Regions from separate parts of the Homo sapiens genome. Here regions 1, 2, 3, 4, 5 and 7 are each linked to region 6. A link is a contact called in ENCODE Hi-C or POLR2A ChIA-PET data. All regions are on one chromosome and are shown on one strand. The core of a region is the stretch at or near the end of the contact, and the rest is flanking DNA. Distances in the headings are between cores, read along the strand shown.

Evidence for each region. Hi-C counts contacts between places; a loop is a spot of excess contacts on that map. ChIA-PET counts read pairs that join two places held with the same protein, here RNA polymerase II (POLR2A). Pooled maps may share reads with other maps.
Region 1: a pooled map shows a loop between it and region 6 (2.3-fold over the local background). The contact joins the promoter of CAV1 here to the promoter of MDFIC in region 6. A Hi-C loop is called at or near these places in 2 of 37 single-sample maps with no recorded cell type and 6 of 50 pooled maps.
Region 2: a map of CD8-positive, alpha-beta T cell shows a loop between it and region 6 (11-fold over the local background). The contact joins the promoter of SMIM30 here to the promoter of MDFIC in region 6. A Hi-C loop is called at or near these places in 1 of 168 maps with a recorded cell type or tissue (CD8-positive, alpha-beta T cell), 1 of 37 single-sample maps with no recorded cell type and 6 of 50 pooled maps. POLR2A ChIA-PET finds 5 or more read pairs at or near these places in 1 of 52 experiments (WTC11).
Region 3: a pooled map shows a loop between it and region 6 (1.8-fold over the local background). The contact joins the enhancer-like site here to the promoter of MDFIC in region 6. A Hi-C loop is called at or near these places in 8 of 37 single-sample maps with no recorded cell type and 6 of 50 pooled maps.
Region 4: a map with no recorded cell type shows a loop between it and region 6 (2.8-fold over the local background). The contact joins the enhancer-like site here to the promoter of MDFIC in region 6. A Hi-C loop is called at or near these places in 10 of 37 single-sample maps with no recorded cell type and 5 of 50 pooled maps.
Region 5: a map with no recorded cell type shows a loop between it and region 6 (2.5-fold over the local background). The contact joins the promoter of TFEC here to the promoter of MDFIC in region 6. A Hi-C loop is called at or near these places in 3 of 37 single-sample maps with no recorded cell type and 1 of 50 pooled maps.
Region 7: a pooled map shows a loop between it and region 6 (5-fold over the local background). The contact joins the enhancer-like site here to the promoter of MDFIC in region 6. A Hi-C loop is called at or near these places in 8 of 37 single-sample maps with no recorded cell type and 6 of 50 pooled maps.

The regions. Positions count from the first base shown.
Region 1 is chr7:116,523,362-116,526,813 of GRCh38, forward strand. CAV1 (caveolin 1) reads left to right here and starts at 1,675. Exons shown (of 3, transcript NM_001753.5): 1 at 1,675-1,731; 2 at 3,164-3,328. The coding sequence starts at 1,702. RefSeq lists an enhancer at 1-28 and silencers at 1-248, 2,657-3,046, 3,277-3,376.
Region 2 is chr7:113,116,406-113,120,114 of GRCh38, forward strand. It overlaps SMIM30 (small integral membrane protein 30), which reads right to left and starts at 2,149. Exons shown (of 3, transcript NM_001352688.2): 1 at 2,123-2,149; 2 at 1,663-1,756; 3 at 313-1,202. The coding sequence starts at 1,173. The coding sequence ends at 994. All of the region lies in intron 2 of LOC107986837, which reads left to right. RefSeq lists enhancers at 1,920-2,514, 2,409-2,548.
Region 3 is chr7:116,137,598-116,141,006 of GRCh38, forward strand. It overlaps a transcript of TFEC not described here. Among named protein-coding and RNA genes, the nearest start is that of TES, 71 kb to the right of the region's middle. Within about 2 kb of position 1,599, at least 3 of the 41 ENCODE cell types and tissues checked have a DNase peak (open chromatin) inside an H3K27ac peak, as active enhancers do.
Region 4 is chr7:116,164,593-116,168,212 of GRCh38, forward strand. No RefSeq gene overlaps it. Among named protein-coding and RNA genes, the nearest start is that of TES, 44 kb to the right of the region's middle. RefSeq lists an enhancer at 2,550-3,064. Within about 2 kb of position 1,344, at least 2 of the 41 ENCODE cell types and tissues checked have a DNase peak (open chromatin) inside an H3K27ac peak, as active enhancers do.
Region 5 is chr7:116,028,500-116,032,141 of GRCh38, forward strand. TFEC (transcription factor EC) reads right to left here and starts at 2,264. Exons shown (of 8, transcript NM_012252.4): 1 at 2,134-2,264.
Region 6 is chr7:114,920,224-114,923,548 of GRCh38, forward strand. It overlaps MDFIC (MyoD family inhibitor domain containing), which reads left to right and starts at 1,871. Exons shown (of 5, transcript NM_001166345.3): 1 at 1,871-2,413; 2 at 2,704-2,904. The coding sequence starts at 2,811. RefSeq lists silencers at 1,811-1,950, 2,281-2,330, 2,341-2,520, 2,751-2,890.
Region 7 is chr7:116,581,180-116,584,686 of GRCh38, forward strand. All of the region lies in intron 2 of COMETT (cytosolic oncogenic antisense to MET transcript), which reads right to left. Among named protein-coding and RNA genes, the nearest start is that of CAV1, 58 kb to the left of the region's middle. RefSeq lists a silencer at 1-401 and an enhancer at 2,506-2,605. Within about 2 kb of position 2,037, at least 11 of the 41 ENCODE cell types and tissues checked have a DNase peak (open chromatin) inside an H3K27ac peak, as active enhancers do.

The DNA.
Region 1 (3,452 bases), core at 425-2,924, 1.6 Mb after region 6:
TACAGATTATTTCATCACCCAGCTACAAAGCCTACTCCCCAATAGTTATTTTTCTGCTCCTCTCCCTCCCCGACGCTCCACCCCTCAAGTGGGCCCCAGTGCCTGTTTTTTCCCTATTTGTTTCCATGAGTTCTCATCATTTAGCTCCCACTAATGTGGTATTTGGGAAAATCCAACTTTTGAAAGATCTTTAGTCTGCTAATCATGAATGGCCAACATAATTACAGGCATGCCAACATTTGTAACATTGTGACACTTTCCCTGCCATTCTTAGTTAAAACTGATCTTTTGTTCCAAAAATTTTTGCTACCAACAATAGCCTGTCCTTTATAGTTCTTTTATACTTTTGTGTCTTCTCTCTAACTAAATAATCAACTCTTTCAGCATTCCATCCATTTCCCTTTCTCCTCCCTCTTACTCCCAACCCACATTCCCCTCTCCATTTTAATTTTAACCTGTGCCCCTTCAAGTGTACTCCAGCTTTTTTTTTAAAATAATTTCAAGTGATACTTTGACTTTTGACTGCATATGGAAGCATAAGTAACATGTCCTTTCATTTTTGGATAATGAGTTTCCTGATTAATTACAGCTCAAGAGTAAAATGACTGATTACTATTTAATTCATTTTGTGCTTCTTTACAATAAAGTAAAGACAGAAGCCCCAGATTCAGGAACAGACAAAATACTTTAATCGCTATCACATTTTTTTTAAGTCTAGTCAATTAGAAAAGTCAAATCTTTCCTCACAGCCAAGCACATTAAAAAAAAATCTTCTCTGGTAATAAACTTGAAGCTTTAAATAATTCTACAATTATAAACATTTTGTGTATTTTGCAAATATGGCATAACCTGTTGGCATAAAATTCCATTGTTCCAGAAAATATCGGTAATAAAATTATAGAAAAGTTAAAGATCTTCATTTCTTATTTCGAAGCGTTTGGGAGACATTTCAGAAACGGATGGGAAATGTTAAATTCTGCATGCCTGCTTAAGTTTCCATCCACACCGACTAGATGTAAACGAGTGTCACCAAAAGTACACCACAGGCACCCACACAGATTCCTTCCATAAGGGATCCACAAAGTTTAGATGTGAAATGTACCTAAAGGTTCCTAGCCGTCTTTCATCCCTCCCTCTGTGAAACAGGGAGACACATGTGTTTTAAGGCAGAGATGGAACTTGGGCGATGGGCGGGGGGTGGGGGAGGTGGGAAGGGACGGCTTAGGACAGGGCAGGATTGTGGATTGTTTCTGCCGCCTTGGTTGCCCATACTGGGCATCTCTGCAGGCGCGTCGGCTCCCTCCACCCCTGCTGAGATGATGCACTGCGAAAACATTCGCTCTCCCCGGGACGCCTCTCGGTGGTTCAGAGCAGGGAAAATGTTGCCTCAGGTTTAAAATAATCTGCCCAAGCACCCCAGCGCGGGAGAAACGTTCTCACTCGCTCTCTGCTCGCTGCGGGCGCTCCCCGCCCTCTGCTGCCAGAACCTTGGGGATGTGCCTAGACCCGGCGCAGCACACGTCCGGGCCAACCGCGAGCAGAACAAACCTTTGGCGGGCGGCCAGGAGGCTCCCTCCCAGCCACCGCCCCCCTCCAGCGCCTTTTTTTCCCCCCATACAATACAAGATCTTCCTTCCTCAGTTCCCTTAAAGCACAGCCCAGGGAAACCTCCTCACAGTTTTCATCCAGCCACGGGCCAGCATGTCTGGGGGCAAATACGTAGACTCGGAGGTAGGCATCCGTGGGGGGGCGCCGGCTCGGGCGTGCGGGGAGTGTCCGCTTCTGCTATCTGCCTCTCCAAATATCCCGACTGCTGCCCTGGCCCCAGCCCTCTCTCCACTTCGGAGCACTCCTCTGGCGTTGGCACCGCTGAGGAATGGGCCTGGGCGGGGAGGTGAAGAGAAGCCAGGAATGTTTTATGTTTTCCTAATGGAGAGGGGGCCTAGGGAGCCCCTGAGCTAGGAGGACACGGAAAAGGGGATTGGGGTCCTGAGATTGGGTCTGTTGGGCCCAGGACGCGTTTTCTGGATGGGTCTAGGATGCTCCCTTGTCGCGGGACCCCCGCGGTCCGGCCCTGCCTGCTGGGGGTTCGAAGAGGTGGAGTGCAGGGTGGAGGTGTTATTTACCCGAGTCCTGGGGACAGTCCCCGGGACTCTCCGCCAGGCGCCCAGACCGGCAGGTCCCGCAGGCGGCGCGCGGTGTGTTTGCACTTTCCAAAGTTCTTGAACCATCTCAAGAACTCCTTCTGCATCTTGGCGTCTGGCAGGGGTGTTCCGAGAGAGGTAGACCTCCCCTCCCCAAACTGCCACCATCACTTCCAACGCCCTCCACGCGCTGGAGCTCTGCCCGGGTGTGGAAACCTCGTCTTCCAACACGTAGCTGCCCTTCAGCCACCCGCCCGCAGCCTGGGAGTGCCCTGAGGGTGGGTCGGGGGAGCTGCGCAGGTGAGACTGAGTTCTAGGACATTTAGGGGGTCTGGTGCCTGGCTCCGCCAAAAATGGGGACTTTCGGGATTGTGATCATCACGGCGGATTGAGCAGGGAGAGCCGTGGAGGGACAAGAGAGGGCCGAGGCAGGGTGGGGGGCGCGGGCAGGTGCGAGGGGGATGCGGCCAAGAAGCAGCGATAAAGGGAACATTCCACGGGTCGGGCGGCTGCTGTTGGATCTTAGATAAAGCTGGAAGGGATTACCGGGGCAGGGGTAATAGGGACCGGGGACGGGAACGCGAAACAGGTGAAGCGCTCAGGGCGAGAGCGACTCGGCTTAGGGAGTCCGGGAGAAGCCTGCGGCTGCCCCCTCGCCGCCGAGGTCCTGCGGGTCCTGCGGGTCCTGCGTGCTGAGCCGGGGCGTGCGCGGGCGGGGGCCTTCGGACCGCGCGGCGGGGCCTGCCCTGACCCCTGGCGGCGGGCGGGGGAGGCAGGCGCGCCCTGCAGAGTACAGAGGGGTGTGGTGTCCTCTGCGAGATCCTCTTAAAAAGCTGGCTACGCGCAGGCGGTTTCTGTGCACGGAGCCGTAGCTGTCGGAGCGGTTAGTTCGATTTCGAGCTCGAGGTTTCCCCCGCCGCCAGGCTGACTTCTCATCGCTTGTTTTTCTTTTTGCATTTTTCCTCCCACCGCCGTTGCCGCCCTCCCCGTCCTGGCCGTCCGCCCTCCGCCCTCTGCAGGGACATCTCTACACCGTTCCCATCCGGGAACAGGGCAACATCTACAAGCCCAACAACAAGGCCATGGCAGACGAGCTGAGCGAGAAGCAAGTGTACGACGCGCACACCAAGGAGATCGACCTGGTCAACCGCGACCCTAAACACCTCAACGATGACGTGGTCAAGGTAAGCCAAGGCGACCAACAGGGAAGGGCTGGGACAGCTCTCCTCTGGCAGTTAGCCCGTGCATCCTTCTTTAGCATTGCCGTGTACGCACACCCCACCCCGCCCCCTACACGCGCACACACAC
Region 2 (3,709 bases), core at 899-3,398, 1.8 Mb before region 6:
TGGGGCCTGAGATTCTGCATTTCTAACAAGCCCCAGGTGATGTTGCTGGCTTGAAGACACTTTAAGTAGCTAGGCCAGAGAGGATATTTCGTTTGGCTGGCGTACAAATCAGTTTAAGCCATTTCATTTTCCTTCTATATTTCTAGATTTTCTATCAGGGGCTTCTCTGACCTTAATGCTGCCCAGTTCTCATTATGTCTCTTCAAGCTACCGCAATCAGTTAACACAAGGCATCCTGCCCTTCTCCACTTAGCTCATATAAAAATCCACAATGGATACAAACAGCCCCAAATAAGAAATGGACACGAAACATTAACTTATAACATAATGGGTTTATATTTAATATAGTACTTCTCATCAGGAGGATGTTACTCAGTTAATATAAAGTTTTTTTTCAAAACATTAAATCTCTTTTCCATGTCAATGTCTATAGTTTTTTTTTAACATTAAATTTTTTTCCGCATTTCAGTATTAGATACACTGAATACATTTTTCTAAATGTTTTTTCCCTAGAGATAAAAGTTTTCCTTTTTGCCTGACTCTCTGATATCTAAATATAATATTAACTTGGGAGACAACAAAACAAAAATCTAATTTAAAAGACTCCTCAACGATTCAGGAGGCAGTGATTATAACCGAACAGTGGTGATTTCCTAAGATTCTGGGCAAGAACTTCCTTCTTCCTATTTCACATGCTTTGAGAGAATTCTAAGATTATGAAATATTACTTATGTAAATTTCAGCCATCTTACTTCTTTGACTACCTAACTAGCAAATTATAGGCTGCATTTTTCTGTGCATTATTTGTTGTAAAGAAAACATTTTTTTTTCAATTTATAAATGTATGTTTGTTGCCATTTCATGGAAACAATGAAAAATGTGAAACTCCCTTATTTACTGATTCTTGGAACCTTTCACACACCAAATCTCAGGTTTAGCCTCTAAAGCGCAAAGGTTTTCAGGGTGAGGTTTGACTCAGTAGGCCTTTCAAAGTCACATCTGTCCATTTCTTTTTCGTGCATATACCCCCAAGCAGGCACAAATGCCTGTAATGCTGAGAACCACACCTAACAAAAGGGCGATTGCATCACCGGCTTCTACTGCTTCCACAACAGGCAGCACCAAAAGCAGTGACATGAGGACTAAGGACAACTGTGTTGAAACTGAGGTCATGATGTTGGAATCTTGAGGGCTGAAGGTTCCTAGAAATTAAACATGGAAACAAAAAGGAACCATTAAAAATTCCTCCCTTTTCAAATGACAAAATGAACACATGACAAATAACAGGCCAGCCAATCTTTTGGATACTTTATGAATCATTTCCAATCCATCTCCTCATCTTATAGGTGGAAAAACAGAGGGACGTTAAAGACAGTAATTTGAGGTTCATCTCCCTATCTCGTGATAACACTCTAAACCCAGGAATTTTCCACGATAATGCCAACACCTCGTGCATCAACCAAACAAAAATTGAACAGGAGTTCATAATTAAGAACAAACAGAAAAAAAGCACGAGCCACTAACTTGGAAACTTAAAATATCCTAGTGGGTAAAAATTGTACATTTTCTTAGGGTCTCTCCCATCCAAGAAATGCAGACAAATTTGGCAAAAGTCACACAACATATAACTCTGCGAAGTTGTGGGGAATTAATAAGACTTACCAAAGAAATGGTATATATAGAATTCTATCTGACTTGAAATTTTCCCTTCCTGGAGCTCCGGATGCTGAGATTAAGAGGTTCCACGTGACACGACCTATTATTAGCATGGGGGGTGGGGAGGGGGCGGAGAGAAGGATTTAAAAATTAATTATTATTACTATTATTATTTTAAAGAGGCAGCTAGAGTCAGTGCAGAGCGTGGAGGCCATATGGACGGTAGGGGGATAGGTAATGAGTTGAGAAAAGTCTGTCCAACAGGGAACTAGACTTAAAAGTTGGTCAGTTCACCCACACAAGAAAAGGTAAAAAGAAACAGAACAGAGATAATTTCATTTCAGGACTTGATATTAAGATTTGAAAAAGAATTCGTACTTTGGCCCGGCAAGGTCCAAATTTGCTCCTGTTTTACAAATACACTGGTGCAACCTAAGTATCCTTTGGAGACGAGTTCGTACATTACCTTCTAGGAAGCAGCCATTACAGGAATGGCGAGGAGGGCGGAGTCTCCAAACTACATTTCCCACAATCCCTGCCGCCGCCGACTCCTATGATGCCCCGGCGCGTTCCCCCTATAAGTAGCAGAGGGCGTGACGGTCACGCTCTAGCGGAGGCGAAGAGTCGCGAACGCGCGGGACTTCCTTTCCCTGCCCAACGTTTTACTATTAAATAGATGGTTTCGTGTGTTTATATAAAAGCTCACTTCAAAATAAAAGAAATGATAGCAAGTGTTTTCTACCCTGTTGAGTCTGTAAGGCGCACATGTAATTTTGTCTTTTTCTTCGACTGAAATGACACAGCGGGGAGAGAGAACCCAAGTACAGCCCTCTGTTCCGGGTGCTTTTAAACCAGTGGCTTCCAACGTTTCTGAAGCAGGAAATCTCTGTCACCATCTTCCTAATGAAACATATGCCATTTATTAATTTTTTAGTCAATGGGGAAAAAGCGCGGTTAATAAGACATATCGTAAAAGGTTAAAAAACATTTGTAGTGCAAAATAAAGTTTAGGAAAAATGGGTTTAGCCCTGTTGCAGAAGATCTCTCAGGATTCAGGTCCTAAAGTGACAATCTATTCAGGAGTGCACTGCGGTGATTCCTTCCCACCTATGTTTTTGTGAAACCTCAGCCCCAAATGTCCCTACATATTTGTGAAAAGATGTAAAAATACTGCTTTTAAATCATAAAACAAGAATTAGTTATTTGTATATGTAAGTCGTAACCTTTCTGAAAGGCGCTCTTTCAATTGTCTGCTAATTGTGAACTCCTTACTGAACCTTTCTAGTCATCTGATCTTCTGAACTCTTTCATATTTACTGATTTGAAAATTTATTTGCTATCCTTACATTATAAATTATTAATGATGAGGGTTGGGTGTGAAGCCACCTGCCTGGTCTGAAAGTCCCCTGGTTCAGTCTGTTAGATAATGCAGGTACGTTCAGTTCAATGCCAATAATTAGCATGTATTCTTGTGTTGTCGGTTACCCTTTTTCTTACACGTTCCTAGTCTCTCTAGCAAAGATTTATATTCTTGGCTCCTAACCGGCACCCAGCAGGTGCTCAGTAATGTTGCCTAATAATAATAATGATTTGACTAGATAAATATGCCAACAAGATCTTATGAGAGACCGAGAGGTGCCAAATAAACCAAACCAAGGTGACTAGAAAATTGGAAATCTGAGAATAACTGCACAATAACGTCAGCATTGTTTCTCTAACCTTGATTATTTTAACAAGGTTTTGTTCATTTCATCCTTTGTTTTGAGCTACTTTCGTGCCTTTGTAATCAATTATATTTGGAATAGGAGTTATATTTTTATAGCTTCCAAAATATTCTCTCATATCCTACTGTGAACATTTTGTTTTTCCCTACATGTTTATTTTTCCTTATGTGTTTATTTTAGTTAGCTGAAGTCAGCAGAGACTACTTTAAAGTTAGTATTGTTACAGACTTGTTTCTAGGCACGTCAACATTAAAGATAATGGTTTGGTTTTAAGTTTAAAGAGTCTGTAAGTGGCAAGAAACTTTCTCTTTAAATTATGATGGTTTTTA
Region 3 (3,409 bases), core at 349-2,848, 1.2 Mb after region 6:
GAAGATGATTAGGGTAGATGCTAACTGGTAGTTACTCTCTATTGAGAGTTTAACTGAATTCCCCCAAACATTAAGAAATTTACACACACTGCATCAACAGTGAAATTCTACTAGAAGGGTTCAAATGTCAAGAAACTTGGGCTTTTTAGTTCACAAGTCATCTTACCTTCCTATCAATTTATAAAATTTGAACTAAATACCTAAGACATTTTTATTGATAATCAACTTAAATGATACTTGTGAAAACCCTCTGTACAGTATAAAATAGTTTAGAAAATGAAAATATTAATAAATAAATAATTATAAATTTGAATATGAATATGAAATGAATATGAATAAAATAAATGAAAATAATCAAGAATTCTAGATTTCCAAACCAGAAGAAATGCGGTCATTTGTTTAACCATGCACTTTATATGTGAAAGTAAAGAGATTCACAATCTTTCCTCAGGTTATATACCTAGCCAAACACAACATTCATTTCTGCTACGTAAATCTGCCTCTCCAATGTTGATAATGAGATATTTTCCATCATGTACAGGATCTATTAAATTAAAAATCTGACACTGCTGCAATAAACTAAGTGTAATCAAATAAGATAAGCCATTATATTTATAATGAATTCAAAACAACAGATAACACTAAAATCAGGTGTTAGATGTACATGGTATTTTATCTTCACAGACAGTGCACTGATTTTCTGATTTTTTCATAAGCATGATATTATCTGAAAGTTAGGATCCTGTTTGGGTATACAGTTTAATGTTCCATTCTGACTTTTGTCCACTAGATGTCCCCAGTACGTCACACAGAAGCTCTGATCTCATATAGGCCCTTGTTAGGGAGAATCTGCATCTTTTTGAAGTGAGGCCTGAGATAACTCGGTCAAATGATTTTTATTCCTGAGTTCATTTCATCCCTAAAATTAACAAGCTACTAATCTACAGAGAAATGCAATCATTTAAAGATTTTTGTCTAAGAGACAGAATATAACTTTGCCAATTTAAGAAGCAATTAAAGAACATGTATATCTTCTTTTCTGAAATGCATTTAAGAAATCAAAGACCTGAAACAAGTTAAAAATCCTTAGAGAAAAAGTTCATAGCCTTGCAAAGGAAGACTCTTAACACAACTTTTAATTGTATTGATTTCAAAGGATGAATAACATTTACACAAAATAGTTCAGAAAACTTTGGTAACAGCAGGAGCCTTGTTTAATTTGAACTCTAATAAATTAAAGAAAAAAAGTAAAGGCTTGAGCGGTCACCCAACGTGTCCCCTCCTAACTCACACAAAAACCTCTGTAACAAAGGCTACGAGACTGAAATACAATAATAATTGCAACATGGGGATGTTCAATTAGAACTAAGCTTGCAAAATGCTGTCTTTTTTCCCCAAAAGCCCAGTGAGCCCATATTACAGGAGGCTTCTACCTCTGACTGAAAAATAACACTCTCTGGGGTTGCCGTGGCAGATTGCTGCACTAGAGGGCTAAGAATCTACTCTTCTAAAGCAATTCAATAAGGATTCCTACAAGGTGTCTCAAAATGGAAGCACTCAGGCAGCATGTTTCTGCCTCTCAGGGCAAGAGGTAAAAAGTTCAGCCTGTGAAGTAGAACAGTTTCTGCCCCAGAGCAAGAGAGAAAAAAAGTACAAGAGCGTTCTGATGAATTATCTCTTACTCAGAGCTAACACGGGCGTCCCAGGAACAATGGCCAAGTCTAACCAGAGTTGACAGCCTCCATTCACTGCCCAGCACTCCATCCCGCACAGTGTCAGAACAATGATCCATTCTCACCGCTTCTCAACCCGTCCTCAGCCTTTCAACAAACCTTCTCCGTTCAAGAGCCACTGCTTTATCATGCTTTCTTTGATTAAAGCTCACCTTTCATCACACTAGAATTTTATTGTTATTATTTATTGAGTGTGCCAAGAATGGAGGTAATGTAAAACAAAAAGTTTAAATCATTGAACCTTGCATTTATTTAGTTTATGATCAAGGTTAGGAAAGTAAACCAAATCTTAAGAAACAGAAAACAATTCTGTGATAAACTAAGGGATCCTGGCCAGAATTACTCTGGTAGTCCACAGAAGGAGATTATATTTGTGTCCTGGAGAAGAAAGGTTTGTAGAAGAGAGGGAGTTTGAGATAGGCCTTAAAGACTGGGAGAATTGAGAGAAAGAAGGTAGGCAAAAGGAGAGACCAGAAGATAAATCACCAGATGATGGTATGCAGATACACAAATGAGCATAGGATAAACAGAAGATAGAAAGAAACCAGCTGAACCTTGACCAGGCACTCAGGGCACTTGGACAGAAATGGGCATAACCCCCATGAGGCTGGATTGCAGATGTCCAAGAGACATAGATCCAAGGATAAACAAAGCAAAAGGGAGCACCATAGTGTTTTATGCTGGGGCATGATGCAATGGAAGGAATGTTCTAGAAATATCATCATAGCAGGTTAAGCATAGCAGATGAAGCAGGAGTGAAAAATTCTACCAGGAGAGGTGAAGGACTGTGAGGAAATCCATTCATTGGCTATTAAAACAATCTAAGGTTTCAGTAATAAAGGCCAAGACTGGAGGATTGACTTTTGGAATCTAGAAAGAGGCAACTCTGAGAAATAAAGCATGACATGATGGAAAATCAGATAAGTGAAAGAAATGAGTGGCTCTGGAAGAGGGTCTACTCTTTGTTTAGATTCCACAGTTTAACATTCTTCACGCAAGAATAGAGCCAATTTAATCTATGTGTTCTGTTTAGTATTCCACAGAATCAATAACATGCTTGAATAAATTTACCTTTTTTAATGACTCCATCTCATAAGGAGGAATTTTAGGCTCCAAAGACTACCTCAGCATCCTTGAGAGAGCCTAGTAGATCCTCTCCAAATCCTGAATTTCTGCTGACAAGAACTTTTATATAATTTCAAAGTATTACATCATTAAAACTAATAACAAAACAGATATGTGTATTATAAACTAAAACAATGATGTATTGGCAGTGTCTTACAACATATGCATGCCAATAACTACTTTAGATGTAATGCCTAAAGGAATATGAATAACACATACCCAGCCATAGAGGCTAAATGAGAAGTCAGGTTAAAACTATCTTCAATTTTTGCCTTCCCATTTAGAACCCTCATCTGACCCTCCACACTCTGTAGTGCATTATGTGCACTGTAGCATTTCATCATTCAGCAAATGTTTATAGGGCAACCATGATGAACTAACACATCCATGAGACATGAAATTCTATCTACTAGAGGTGACACAATGTATTTCCTCAAGGAATTTGCAATCTAGCAATCTTTCTGGGCTGTCAACAAATTTTCCCCACCATCCAGATATCAGCCATTTATCTATAATACAATTATTTTGTATAAAGTATCAAGCCCTCTAGG
Region 4 (3,620 bases), core at 94-2,593, 1.2 Mb after region 6:
CCTATTACTTTTAAAATTATCAGTGGTCCAGAGTTCAAAGATTAAGAATTATAAAATAGACCATGGAAAATTTAGCAATAATTGAGCTCTCCATGTCTGGTACTTATGTAGAAGCATGTTTTAATAAACATCTGCAGAACATATGCTCAGTGGAAAACCCCTTTGACTGAGCAAGATTGAGAAATGTTTCACCCAGAATCATCACTCCCATTTCCAAATGAATGCATATAATTCCCCAGCAAGAGATTTTTAAGGCTTGATTCTTTTATGTTAAAGTAAATATGCAGGAAAATATTAAATAATTATGAATGTCTATGCAATATGATAATATTAGTAATGCTGCACCACAATTGCTGGGGGTGATAATAGGCATTTTACAAACATCACTTCTAATTCTGACAGCAATTCTGGGCAGATATTATAATAACCATTTTAAAACAGAAAATAAAGGCTTGAACAATTTAACAACCTTGCCCATAATTACACAGCTTGTAAGTGACCGACCTGGAAGGTCAGTGGAGATCTTTCAGTATTTAAAATTTGCATGGGACATGTTAAAGTAGCATTGTGTGTTGGCACTGCTGTTGAATCATAAATGTGCTCCATGGACTGTTTAAGTTAGACGGTGACCTTCTAGAAGGTGCCAGCCTTGAAATAACCACTACCTTCATTGTAAGTTCCCTTTCCATGAGTTTTCTTTTATTTTTACACCTTTGTTATTTTCTTTTTCTATTTTATTTAAGTATCAACAGGGAAAACAATCTAAGAAATGTTTACTATGTAATGAGCAATTTCACTTTTTAAGATATTAATATCAAACGAAGACCTTGGCTGATAGATTATAAGGAATAGAACGCACACTGTGAACTTAGAAATGACCCATATCCAACTTCAGTATGGTTATTTGTGACTTGTTAATTCAGTGAACCTTTTTGAGAAAAGAATGCCATTAGCCAAAATGCCATCATTAGGTTATTCATGCTAACCTCTTAATTCTATCAGTACAATTAATTATCTTACTTTTTCTGTTTTCAGTGAAATTACTATATAGAAGGTTAGTACAAGCAAGGCAATAGGGGAATTCATCTAACATAGAGAATAGAACAAATAAAGCAAACAATCTAAAAACAAAACTTTCTTCAGGAAATAGATCTATTTTCATAAAGTAAAATCTACAGTGGAGTTTACTCTTATATTTTAAAAACTATTAGGACATCAGCAATTGGTATTCTTCACTTCTCTATTCTTGTTAATGTAGTTCCTCTTTATTCTACTTGCATAATAAAAAAGTAATAACAGTCTTAGTTCTTGTTAGAAAGTCCCTAGGTGGTGGTGGCGCAGATTGGAATTAAACTGCTGACTCACTCTCATATGACTGCACTGTAAAGTCCTAGAATTCGGGGGTCTAGAAAGAAAATTTTGTATCAAATACACTACACAGTCACAAGAAAGTAGCAAATTTAGATTTGAATGTGCTGTGGTTAGATGGAATTTCCATAGGCTACAAAATACACCTGAACTTCCGATTTTAAAATCTAAGGCTCCATTGTAACATTTCAGGATTAATGACTGAACAACTTGTTACAGGCCACTTGAGGGGAAGACTGGAGGGAAAGGTGCCAATATTCCACACTGTCTTAAAAAGTTAAGGAATACTACTGGGTAAGTGGGAATGCACCAAGCTCAGTAGCATTACTACGCATTTGCCTAACTGCAGTAAGAGGAAACAGTGGGTGAAGGAAGTCCAGGCTCTATGAAGGCATGGCATAAATCCATTTCACTAAGCTGTTGGCCATCGCTGATGCTATCCTTGTGAACAAGATGATCAAATTTCAGATGATTCAGGCTTGAAGATTGATGTTGCTTTGAGGAACAGGCATTGGTTAAATACCAATGGACTCCAACAAGTCAACCTTGTAATCAGCTCTCAGGAGGAAAATATAAAACCTGCTGTTCTGATTCTTGCCCATTTGCCCTACCCCACTGCTCCTACCCACCATGCCATTCTCTACCCTGCTTCGCCCTGCTCTGTGCCCAGGAACAAAGGCTGATTTACTATGGAGCTAATGAAGCTTCAGCTCAGGACTCCATAGATGTTACCTCTTCCAAACTTTGTGCCTAATGTAATTTGGAACTATTTTTCTTATAGATGGCCTGCTCCTCACTGTATAAGCCTCATCTCTACCTAATTTGGAGTCAGCCCTGTCCAGGAGGCTGAATCCTATAGACTATCAACTGATACGATAAGCAAAAACAATGGCCCCTCTAAAGACATTCACATCCTAATCCCTGGAACTTGTGAACATGTTACCTTATGTGGCAGAAGAAGTCGGTGATGCTATGTGAAGACTCAATCTTCCATTGCTGGCTTTGAAAATGGAGGAGCTGGCCACGAGCTAAGGAATATGGAGGGAATTTTGAAACTGGAAAACGCAAGGAAATGGATTCTCCTCTAGAGCCCCCAGAAAGGAATACAGCCCTGCCGACACTTTTATTTGAGCCCAGTGAGACCTTTGTAGGACTTCTGACCTACAGAACTGTTAGATAAAAAATTTATATTATTTAAGCCACCAAGCTTGTGGTCATTTGTTACAGCAGTAATAGGGAACTGCAGCTGGCTTCTGGTTGAATTTGGCTAATGGGAATCATCTGAAGAAGATCAGATGCTGAGAGGAAGAAGTGGTTGGAGTACTCCTTTACTATTCTCCACTTGCTCTGCGCTGAGTGTCCTGGTGAGGGCGACATCTCTCCCCAGCTAGAATGTCTCCTCCACTGCTCTGGCTCTCAATGGGATGCTGAGGCACCATTTCCTGTTTGCCCCTTCAAGCCTAGGGCTGGTAAGGACTTCCTGTTCTTATCTGTCTTCTTACTCTACCCACAATTTCATAAGTAGTTCGTGAAGTAGCTCAAATAGTGTTCCCCAAAATTCACGTTCACCCAGAACCTCAGAAGGTGACCATATTTGGAAATAGGGTCTGTGAAGGTATAATTAACTAAGGATCTTGAGATGAAATCATCGGATATTTAGGGTGACCCCTAAATCCAATGACTGGTGTCTTTGTGAGAAGAGGAAAAAACACAGAGAGACACACCAAGAAAGCCATGTGAAGATGGAGGCAGATTAGGGTGATGCCTCTTCAAGCCAGTGAATGCCCAGGATTGTGAGCAAACACCAGATACTAAGAGAGACGCATGGGCTTTCCCTCAGAGCCTCTAGAAGAAACCAATTCTGTCAACACCTTAAGTTTGGACTTCTAGCCTCCTTAACTGTGAGAAAATAAATTTCTTTTGTTTTAAGCCACTGGGTTTGCGGTAATTTATTATGGCATCTCTGGGGAATTAATGCAACACCTTTGTTAAAGTCTCTTGAAGCATTCAAGTAGGCTTCCATTTTCCACTCTGGCTGGCAGAATTCTATTTTTATTACCCTTTAAAATGGCACAAAAATAGGAGGAATAGTTATCTTCTGGATTATGGGGTCAAAATTAAAAATAATCTTAAAAATCTAGCATAAAGGGCTGTACCTGGAAAATGTGAAAAATAACAGCTTTGTACTTCAGTTCAAAAAAATCAGTTGCCATTATTGCCCATGGAACCTTAGACAAATCACTTAGTATTCC
Region 5 (3,642 bases), core at 1,014-3,513, 1.1 Mb after region 6:
TTCTTAGTAAACACCCCCAGTAAAATCTGTGCAGGAACCATGCTTTGCACTATGCATGTGTTTTATTTTGTTGACAAATAGTTCAAAATAGCAACCTATTTGTAAACACCACCTTTCTGGATCTGCTATCACTCCATATCATAATCCAGTATTTTTTACTGTAAGAGCTTTCATCTCCATGAAGAATCTGGAATGTCTAATTGACATCTGATAGCTTTATTTGTAAAACGATTTATAAAAGATTAAGTGATTGCTTTTCCACTATTATGGAAAATATCAACAGCCATAATGATTCCATTTGAGTTATATTTCACTAGTTTATCTAAAACCATTGTGTAAGAATATTTTGTTTCTTTCAGTTTCTTCTTTCCTTATTTCTCCTTTCTGACTATTCAAACCACTGTTTTCAAAACTATTTTTACTTCCACTATATAAGTTAGTAGTATTTCTGAAAATTTCACTATGCTACAAATTTGTACCTTATTTAAATGTCTTGTAATTATTTTGGGCTATCTAGAACTTACAACAAACCTTATGCCGCAGTCGTTAAAATTAAACTGACTTTTAAGAAACATTTTTCAGCTTGTTTCATTTTTGACATGAGCTCCAAGTTTCAGTTCAACAAAATGTACTACATTGAACTATTCTACTGTTTTGGAATAAAATTGAAAACTTAAAAAAAAAGTAATAATAACCCAAACCAAGGAAATAGACATGAAAATTATATGTATTCCATTTGTTTTAGAGCTAAAAAAAAAAGTTTAAAAAAACTTCTTAAAAGGAGATCTTAAAGTTTAGCCTACTTAAAGTAGCTTCCATCCAAAAGTAAAATATTTAACATAAATTTAAAAGATACTTGCAAGTGCACTGCTACACTCAGATTCATCTAAAATAGAAGTGAAGCAGAATTGTCCGAATAATGCTGATAATAAACTGCGTACCATTTCACTTTGCTGTGCTGACACACTTTCTGAATACGAAAGAATCATGAAGGTTATTTTACACTCTTATAGTTAAATGAAGTTTCTTATAAACTATCCAAAATGAATTTGAAATTACCTCAGGTTTCTCCTTCCCTTAAAATGCATATTCCCAGTGAAATATTCTAAGACAATATTGAAAGTATGGAGTTATAACTTATATAAATATATATGAAATTATATCTATTGTAATTTATATAAGCAAATGTATATATACAGCATATATATATGTATGTACATGTGTATAAATATCTTCATATGTATCTTAATCTTAAAGTTTCTACTACAACTCTTTTGATTATTACAATTGAAAACTATTACTTTAAAAAAGTAATTGCTGGGAGGCCAAGGCAGGCAGATCATGAGGTCAGGAGTTCAAGACAAGCCTGGCCAACATGGTGAAACTGCGTCTCTACTAAAGATACAAAAAAAAAAAATTAGCCAGGTGTGGTGGCGCATGCCTGTAATCCCAGCTACTTGGAAGGCTGAGGCAGGAGAATCACTTCAACCCGGGAGGCAGACGTTGCAGTGAGCAGAGATCACGCCATTGCACTCCAGCCTGGGTGACAGGGTGAGACTCCATCTCAAAAAAAGGTTGTTGCATTGGGATACTTGACATCTTCTACACAAGCTATTTAGATCCACATCTACATAAAAATAGGAATTAATTTTTAGTCCTGGAATAAGAATATATGCTAATATACTATCTGGTACTATTTTGCTATAAATAGAGCTCATATTTTCTTACCTTTAAAGCCAATAAAATAGATATTGCTCAAATGTAAACAAAAATTAATATTTACTCATAAAATAACATATATAAGAGGCAACAAAATGTTAAATCATGTTCCAATTTAGTAAATATCTGAAAATATTAAACTTGAAAAATAAATAACTTTGGTTACCATGAACTAAAACAGTGATTTCCACATCTTGGTTGAAATAAGACATTAATAGAGTTTCAGACATATTTTCCCCAAATAATAGCAAATCACAACTTGACTACTCAGATATCCTGATACCTAGTTATCATAAAAGATGAAATTATAATTATAAGCAAGCCACACATATCAAAATAAAACAAGTATTGATTAGTTTGTCTTCCTAGTTTGTTTAAAGTACAGAAAATTAACCTGCCGGTTTAGTTACCTACCAGCAATGAGTGGATTTTATCAGTGTTGTCATCTCTACAAACAGCACCAAATTATAATCCCTCTTCCCATAACATATGCACCATGCCAGAAGGGACAACCAAAGTAAACGATCTAGCCGTGAGTAATGAATACTTTGGGCTGGTTGGAATCCAGTTAGTTGAGGAAAGAGAAAAGAGAAGTGGCTCATTAGGGCATTTCCTGAACCCTGGTTGGAATTTCAGTTAAGGAAGAAGAAATGACACAGCAGTTTCAAGTTAAGACGACTTCCTTTCTTTATCTGAAATATGCCACTAATTTGAGAAAGAGCACTCCTAGAAAACTACTCCACAATACTGTGGCCACAGTAAAAGCTCTTGTTGGTCCCATTGTGGCTCCATAATTAACAATTCTTACCAGAATATACACAAGCAGTACATGGTTGTTATCATAATGGACTGAGATCCTACATTTATTGCAACATGTTATGTTTCACAATGAACATTTCTTCAACAAATTGACCTGCATCATTTTTTTTTCAATTTTAGGAATTGCACATTTCTTTAGAGCATTAATAGATTTTGAGTTTTTAAGGCCATTGCATTTTCCATATTTTCTATAATTACATTTTTCTTACATATGATTTTACTCCTAAAGTGACCCCAGGATAATTTTTATCTTGTCCAAGAATATTTTATCTTCCCATGTAGATTAAAAATACACAGTTCAGCTTATGAGATTTCTTTGTCTTATAATTATTATTTACATCCCAATTTCATTTGTATTTTTAAGGGACATGAATATAGGATACTCATGCCTTTACCAATGTGATAAAAGAGGTCTCATTTCATGTGTTAGGTATCTCAGGAACTTAAAATGGAAAGGTACAACTTTGTTCCCACCCTGTAATTCACACTGTGAAAATCTGAATTCATTCTTGTAACAGTTACATGACTTTCTTGTCTTACCTATATTTTAAAAAATATATGCAAAGCAAGGCATTTATGCAAGCTACTGAAGTTTAATGTGAAGGTTACATTCAGATTTCTCTTGCCTTTGTGATCTAAAAATTGTGCAATTAAATTGACATTTGTGTTTGTCAAGAAGTGGAGATTATATGAAAATATTTCAGCACTATATCTTCTGTAAGAACTTCAAAGCTATTAAGTAAAAAAATTGTTCTGTCACTATCAATAGCACATTTTTGAGTCACCTTACCTTTTCTGGTTGTTTTATCATACATCTAAATCTCCTAAGGTGAATGGAAATAGTAAATAATTAAGTGTAAAATCAATTTATTTAGGTTAGTATTAGAAATAAACAACATTGATATTAGAAACATTGTGAGAAAAGAAAATATTTGGGATTTTAACTCATTAGAAAATACTTTAGATTGAATTAGAGTTTAATACATTTGTATGATACAACATGTTTAACATATTTAATGTATTTGTATGAAATACATTTGCGAGCTTCAGAAGGTAAATTTTAAAGCTGTATTACTATGTGGGCTTCAAAAGTTGGAAACATGC
Region 6 (3,325 bases), core at 621-3,120:
AAAAAGAAACTCTATGAAGAATTTCATTCTCATATTATGAGGCAACCAAGGTATAGAGTGGGTGACTAACTGTCCAAAGTCACACAGCTGAATGAGGTACAGTATTTGACAACCTTGGTGATGCTACCCTACAGCTTCTCATTTGCTCCTAATGTTATTTTAATTTTATGTCTTCTCCATTAAAGATTTTAAAATTTAATTTAAGGAATATCTATGGAATCACCCACCACGTGTGCAATATTAAGGACTGTGTGAAATTAAATGAACAAATACTTATCATTGATTATGACTTTCTAGAAGAAAGCTGTAACTTCTTTATATTATTGGACTTTAACATCTTTGTGAGAGAATTTTAAAAATAGGGCAAGGAATGATACAGGGATAAAACAGAATTTTCCAGAGCAGGTAAACAACTCCTTTGAGTGCAGATGATGCTGCAGTGAACTCTGAGACGTCCTAAATGTTTGTTCTCTAGTGGTGATGAAGTCATCTTCAGAACTGATCTGCTTCCATCAGACAAATTCCAAACAGTCCAGGCTCCTAGATAAGTTTTCAAGAGAGGTAATGCACTTGATTTCATACCATTTCTGAAATCTCCAAGTGAAAAAAAAATGTTAGTTATGTGTAATGGGGCAAAATGTCATTTGTCTTTTTGGGGAGAATGGTCTGAATGACTGTCATCAGCAACTTTGAAGGCTGTTTTTTTTTTTTTTTTTTTTTTTTTAAATGGAGTCTTGCTCTTGTCGCCCAGGCTGGAGTGCAATGGCACAATTTCTTCTCACTGCAACCTTTGCCTCCTGTGTTCAAGCGATTCTCCTGCTTCAGCCTCCCAGTAGCTAGAATTACTGGCGCCCGCCACAATGCTCAGCTAATATTTGTATTTTTAGTAGAGATTGGGTTTCACCATGTTGGCCAGGCTGGTCTCGAACTCTTGACCTCAGGTGATCCACCTGCCTCGGCCTCCCAAAGTGCTGGGATTACAGGCGTGAGCCACCGCTCCCGGCCGAAGGCTGGCTTTTTTACCATCATTGAAATCAAGTTAGAATGCACTGTCTCTTCATAGGTAACAAGTAAATCTTTGTAATCAATTGGAATAAATTCCAATGAGCTTTTTGAAAAAATGAAATTTCTGGGATATTATTAATGATGCACATAGAAAGACAGTGAATCCAATGCACATTTTCTTCAGTTTTGATAACGTTACTGTGATTCCTCGCTTGTCCAAAAGAATCGAAGAATGAGTTCGTTCTAGCTTTCTACAAATGAATTCTGCATTTCATTCACAATGAAATAAAAGAGCAAAAGTTATCTGAGTATACCACTAAAGTACTATATATCTGTAAATTACTTTACACTTGCTATCCTCGGCTCATCAGATTAAGCTACAATCAGAATGTCTCATTTATAAACGGAAAGTTGATCAGCTTTTTACTTCCGACCACAAGTTTATCTCCCCTCAGATACCACTGATCCAGTGAGGCATTTAGCTTGCCATAGGCCAGGCTGGGGCCAGTACCACGGCATCCGCAAGGGTGCCAACCTTGTTTGCCTGGATGCCTCCAGCAGATTCGCGCAAACTGCAACTGGTTTTACATCAGGAATACTGTTTGACCAAAGAGTAATTTAGGAGCCAGAGATGAAGTGAGTAAACGTTCAACCGAGGGGTCAAGGTTTCAAACGCACACGTTCTCTATCCCACCAGGAAAGTTCGATACTGTAACAGTGTTTTCGTTTTTCCTTGTCCACCCTAAAGGTTTTCGTCAGGATATTCCCAAAGCCTCCGTCGGTCTGGGGGCAGGAGTAGGGAGAAGGGATGAGGTGACTTTTTGGGCGGGGTGGGGGGAACGTCTGGGCAGCCAGGGACCTGCCCATTCACTCCCCTTTCCCAGCCCCGGGAGGGCGCAGCGCCCGGGTGGGGAGCCCGAGCCAGCCCAGGCCGGCTCTGGCCTCCTGACCCAGACAGCGCAGGGCGCGAGGGATCGCGCGGCCGAGCCCGGGTCGCGCCGCTCCCAGCATCGGGGCCGCTAGCCAAGAGTTCGAGGCCTTCCCGATCCGGATGTGATGAAAAAGAGCAACAGAGGGAGAAGTGTTTCAGGATTGTAGGAGTGGAAGAGGGGAAAGAGAGGCAGAGAGGGGGAAGGCCCCCTCGCAGGGGAGCCGGCTGGAGTGAGCTGGCTGGAAAGAGGGGGCGGAGTGCGCGGAGTCAGAGCCGCCACCGCTGCCGCAGTTGCCGCCACTGCGGCGTCTGGGCTGAGCCGGAGGGAGGCGGGAGGACGCGCAGGGGCGGCCGCCGCCGTCGTCAGGCCACCGGGGCGAAAATGCGGCCGCTGCCGGAGGCTCGCTAACTTTCCGGGGCGGAAGAGGAGGAGGAGGAGGAGGAAGGGGCTTGGAGCGACTACGGGGGGATGCGGAGGTAGGTAGTGGTCTCCGGGCGGGGAAGAGGAGGGGTTTGATCCCCATCCCCGGGGTTCTCCCAAACCCGATCTCTCTTTCCAGCCCCTCCCCGCTGGGTCCACCTCGGACCCCTGGGACCCCGCCGCTGTCAACTTGCGCTGTAACAGTTTTCTTCGCAAGTTTCAAATCAAAACTTCCCCGGGGTGGAGTTTGAGGGAGGGAAGTGGAGGGGGAGGGAACGTCCCGCAGGGGTGGTGTGCTCTTCTCTAAAAACATTTTTTTTTTTAATTTTGTATATTTTTCCGCCAGAAGCAGTCAGTTCCCTGCACCCAGCACCTCACAGCCCTTCCTCCGTGCGCCCTGCCGGGCGGCGAGCTAGGCGGCAGCGGCGCGGCGCGGGCTCGGCGGAGCGGCCCATGTCCGGCGCGGGCGAAGCCCTCGCTCCCGGGCCCGTGGGGCCGCAGCGCGTGGCCGAGGCGGGCGGCGGCCAGCTGGGCTCCACAGCCCAGGGTGAGTGCGCGCTTGCAAGTGGCAAGCTTCTTTGTCATTGTTGCATTTTTCAGTTTGCTCACAAGTGCACAGATAGGGGTGGGGGGAGTGCTGTGAGGAGGGGCTCCCACTCGTAGTTGAGAACTTTTGCACAGTTCGCGTTACTCAGGCAAGTTCTTCAGGATCCTTGCCCTAGATCAACAACCGGGTAAGAGGGCGGGAACCGTTGGTCCCTCCACTCCCCCTTCCTTTGGTTGCGAAGAAACAGGATGACAGGATTGCTTCTTTCTTAAGCATATGCATGTTTGGGCCTAAGACTCAATGTGTAGGTTCTGAAGCGCTTCTCCTCTAGGTCTCTTCAGCAGATCCAGGACTGCCGCAGCTCTCTGAACAAGCGTGCACTTACTCCATTTCATCTTTCTGTTTCTTGTTGGCTCCTCTA
Region 7 (3,507 bases), core at 787-3,286, 1.7 Mb after region 6:
GACTCAACCACTATGTCTACCAGATTCAAGGAAAAAGAAAACAGGTGTGTATGACTCTGCATTCCTCAACCCCAAACAGTTGAAGAAAGTGGAGGCTTAGTTCCACCAAGTCTGGCAGAGCACAGAGATTCCCCTCCGTCAGGTGGTATGGCCTAGAATTTGACTGTACACATCACATCCAGATCATTTGTCCCTGAGCACTTATCCAGAGCCCAGACTACAGCTTCTCTCTCAGTTGATTTTATTAGCCAAGGAATCATGACCTAGTTTCTGCCTTGGAGTTGCTGAGATCTCTCTGGCTTATCCCAGGATCAGAACCTGTTTGGGCCCAGATCATTTGGCTGTGACCTTCCTATCCTGCAACACTGCCTGGTTCTTCCAAGTAATGCCCAGAAGACTGAACCCTATTCTCAATGTCTCTGCCACTGGCCTCTTCAAACTAAAGAGACTCTCCTAGAAGCAGGTACAACTCATCATCTGACTTCAAGACTCCCAATTCCTGGAAGAAAAGCACCTGTGCTTGACATAGCAGGGTCTTGACATTAATACCAGCCAAGCTGAGAAGTGGACTTTGGCCACTGAGGCAGAGACTGGCTAGTTTATGCATGAAAATCTTTTACCTTTCCTCCTGGGCACACAGCTAGACAACACTTCCCAGCCTTTCTTGCAGTGACCATGTGCCTAAGATCTGGCACTAGAATCTGAGCAGAAATTGTGTGCTCCATTTCTGGACCTGGATGATAAAAATCTCATGTGTGATTCTACACTCTTCCTCTATATGTCAGCTGGATATCTAGACCAAGGGCATCCATGAAAACCCCATGTTGAAAGGACACAACATCTCTCAGCTTGGGTCCTCAAAAGGCTACACAGAGGCCGAGCATGGTGGCTCATGCCTATAATCCCAGCTACTCGGTAGGCTGAGGAATGAGGATCACTTAAACCCGGGAAGCATAGGTTGTTGTGAGCCAAGATCGTGCCACTGTACTCCAGCCTGGGGGACAGAGCAAGACCCTGTCTGAAAAAAAAAAAAAAAAGACTACACATAGGAAAGTACCATCCCCCACAGCCCACAGCCTACCCCACCCTCCAGCACTAATGGACTTTTCCATGCGTAAGAAATTTCCATTGTGTGAGCCACTAATATTTGAAGGTTTATCTGTTATAGCAGCTGGACTTACATTATCCAACACAGTCACCCACGACCAAAGCTAGGCTCCCAGCCAAGTAAGTGACCCCAGCTGTCTGTAGCTTGCTCCCCTCTCACAGTTGTGGAGGTCCCAGCTCTCCATACTGCCCAAGGAGACAGTTTGAGATACGTGGGTGAGTAGAAGGGTGGGAGACACAGGAGATGTTTCTCAAGGGAAAAGCTTTGACTCTTCCATGTTTTGTAATCAGGAATTTTCCATGGTCGCACAGTGAGTCAGAGGAAAAGCCATAATTTTCATCCTCCCTCTGCTGGGGCAGCTGTCTTCCTGCAGGATGGGGTCTAAGCTCCATTCCTAGGAAGGAGGGGGTCAGTAAGGAGAAGGGTCATCAACTCAGGATCCTACCTTCTCATGGAAACCACTGAGAAGACTAAGCACACCAGCCGCACACAAGTGAGGAGATTTTAAATCAGCTGGACAATCCTTTTTTGGTTTAAATATAGTATTGTTTCATCCCTCTCCCATGTGATTTTATCCCATCAATATTTTTAATGTCATTAGAACTGCCCATTCCCATCATTTAACCTGTAAACTACATTGCCCAACTCATTGGTACCAAGAAGCAAATTGCAAAGTTCCACCCTGTGGTGTCACAGGGCTAAGTGCAGCCACCCAAATGCATAGCGAATTTGTTAAAGACAGGAAAGAAAACAAGCTCTAACTAGGCTTCTTGAGGCTCCCAATGCTGCTTGGTCACCACAATCAGTGAGTTTCCTCCAGAAAAGGGTTCATGCAGCTCTCGAGTCTAGCATGTCTTCAGGGAATTTAGGAATGTTTCTTTCATCAGCTCTACCCTGAGGGGAAAGATTCCTCAGAGCAATGTAAAAAGCACAGGGCAAAGAAAGAGGAGGAGGCTTGTGACATGTGGCAGCCCTTCTCTACAGAGAGTGGATGGGCCTGGGAGCCAGTGCATTGCTGGGACTATATTTAGTTCATCCAGTGACATCTTTGCGCCTCAGTGCCATCTCTCACGATAGCAAGAGACTGTGAGACTGAACATTTTTCTCATTGTAACAGGGGTCTGACTCACTAGTTTAAAAAAAAATCTGAGAACGATGAGACCCAAGGGGACAACAGAGTTCCAAAAAAAAAAGAAAGAAAAAAGAAAGAAGAAAGAAAGCAAGAAAGAAAGCAAGAAAGCAAGAAAGCAAGAAAGCAAGAAAGCAAGAAAGAAAGAAAGAAAGAAAGAAAGAAAGAAAGAAAGAAAGAAAGAAAGAAAGAAAGGGTCAAGCATTCCTGTAGGCTGAATAAAAAGACAACAGTCCTGGAAACATTTTCTAGGAGGTCTCCAATATTTTCTAGGAGGTCTCCAATGAGCAATTTTTTGCTAGCACAAAATTCTAAATTGTACCAAATACTAGTTCATAATTTCCATCGAGTTCTGAAAAACATAAGCCTATTTTTACAATGAGTTTTTGAAACTGAAACTGTAAGTGCTAACTGGAGACCAGCATGTGTCTCACTGCTGTTAACCTTTGAGGAACTGACTCCAAATTGCAGGGGTGCCACTTTCAAGCCAACAGGTGGCCTCTTTGAGTTAGGTCTTGACTCCCAAAAGTTGATATAGACATGTTGAATATTTTTCAACCAATTCTCTTCTAATTCTGTGAATAGCTTACTACAGAGTTTAACAAACTTTTTCTAGACCAGATAGCAAATATTTTTTAGGCTTTGCAGGTCATATGGTCTTTGTCACAATGAGTGAACATTGCCATTTTGGCACTAAAGCAACCAGAGATAATAGGTGAATGAATGGGCATGGCTGTGTTCCAATTAAACTGTTTTATTGGGGGAAAAATAGGCAGTGGGCTGAATTTATCCTGTGACTGTGATTTGCTAACATTTCACTTACTACTGGCCAGTACTAGTGTTGCTGATACTGGCTCACAAATACCACCCAGGGCTTCACCCTGTCCTATGACCAGAGCCACCTCCACCCCCATCCCAGCAAGCTGTCTCAAAAAACTTCTCCTGGCCCAAAAAGACCAAGAAAGAAAAAAATTAATCTATCCCTGTATTTCTATCAGTACCACAGGATTATCAAAACAAACTCTAACTTTTTAGGAAACAAAGTGACTGGAAATCTGAAATTGATTGCATTTTCAAACTTCTTTTAAGTTTGACCCCAAAAGAAGAATGAAGTTTCTTGAAACTCCTGCATCCACTGACAGGAATTGGATTCTTACTCAATGTATCGGAAATTAGACCTTTGTAACACCTGGTTTTCTTGATTATAGATAGGCCATGTTCCAGGACTACTATACAATATTTGGTTTGTAGGAAGTACTCAAACCCAGGG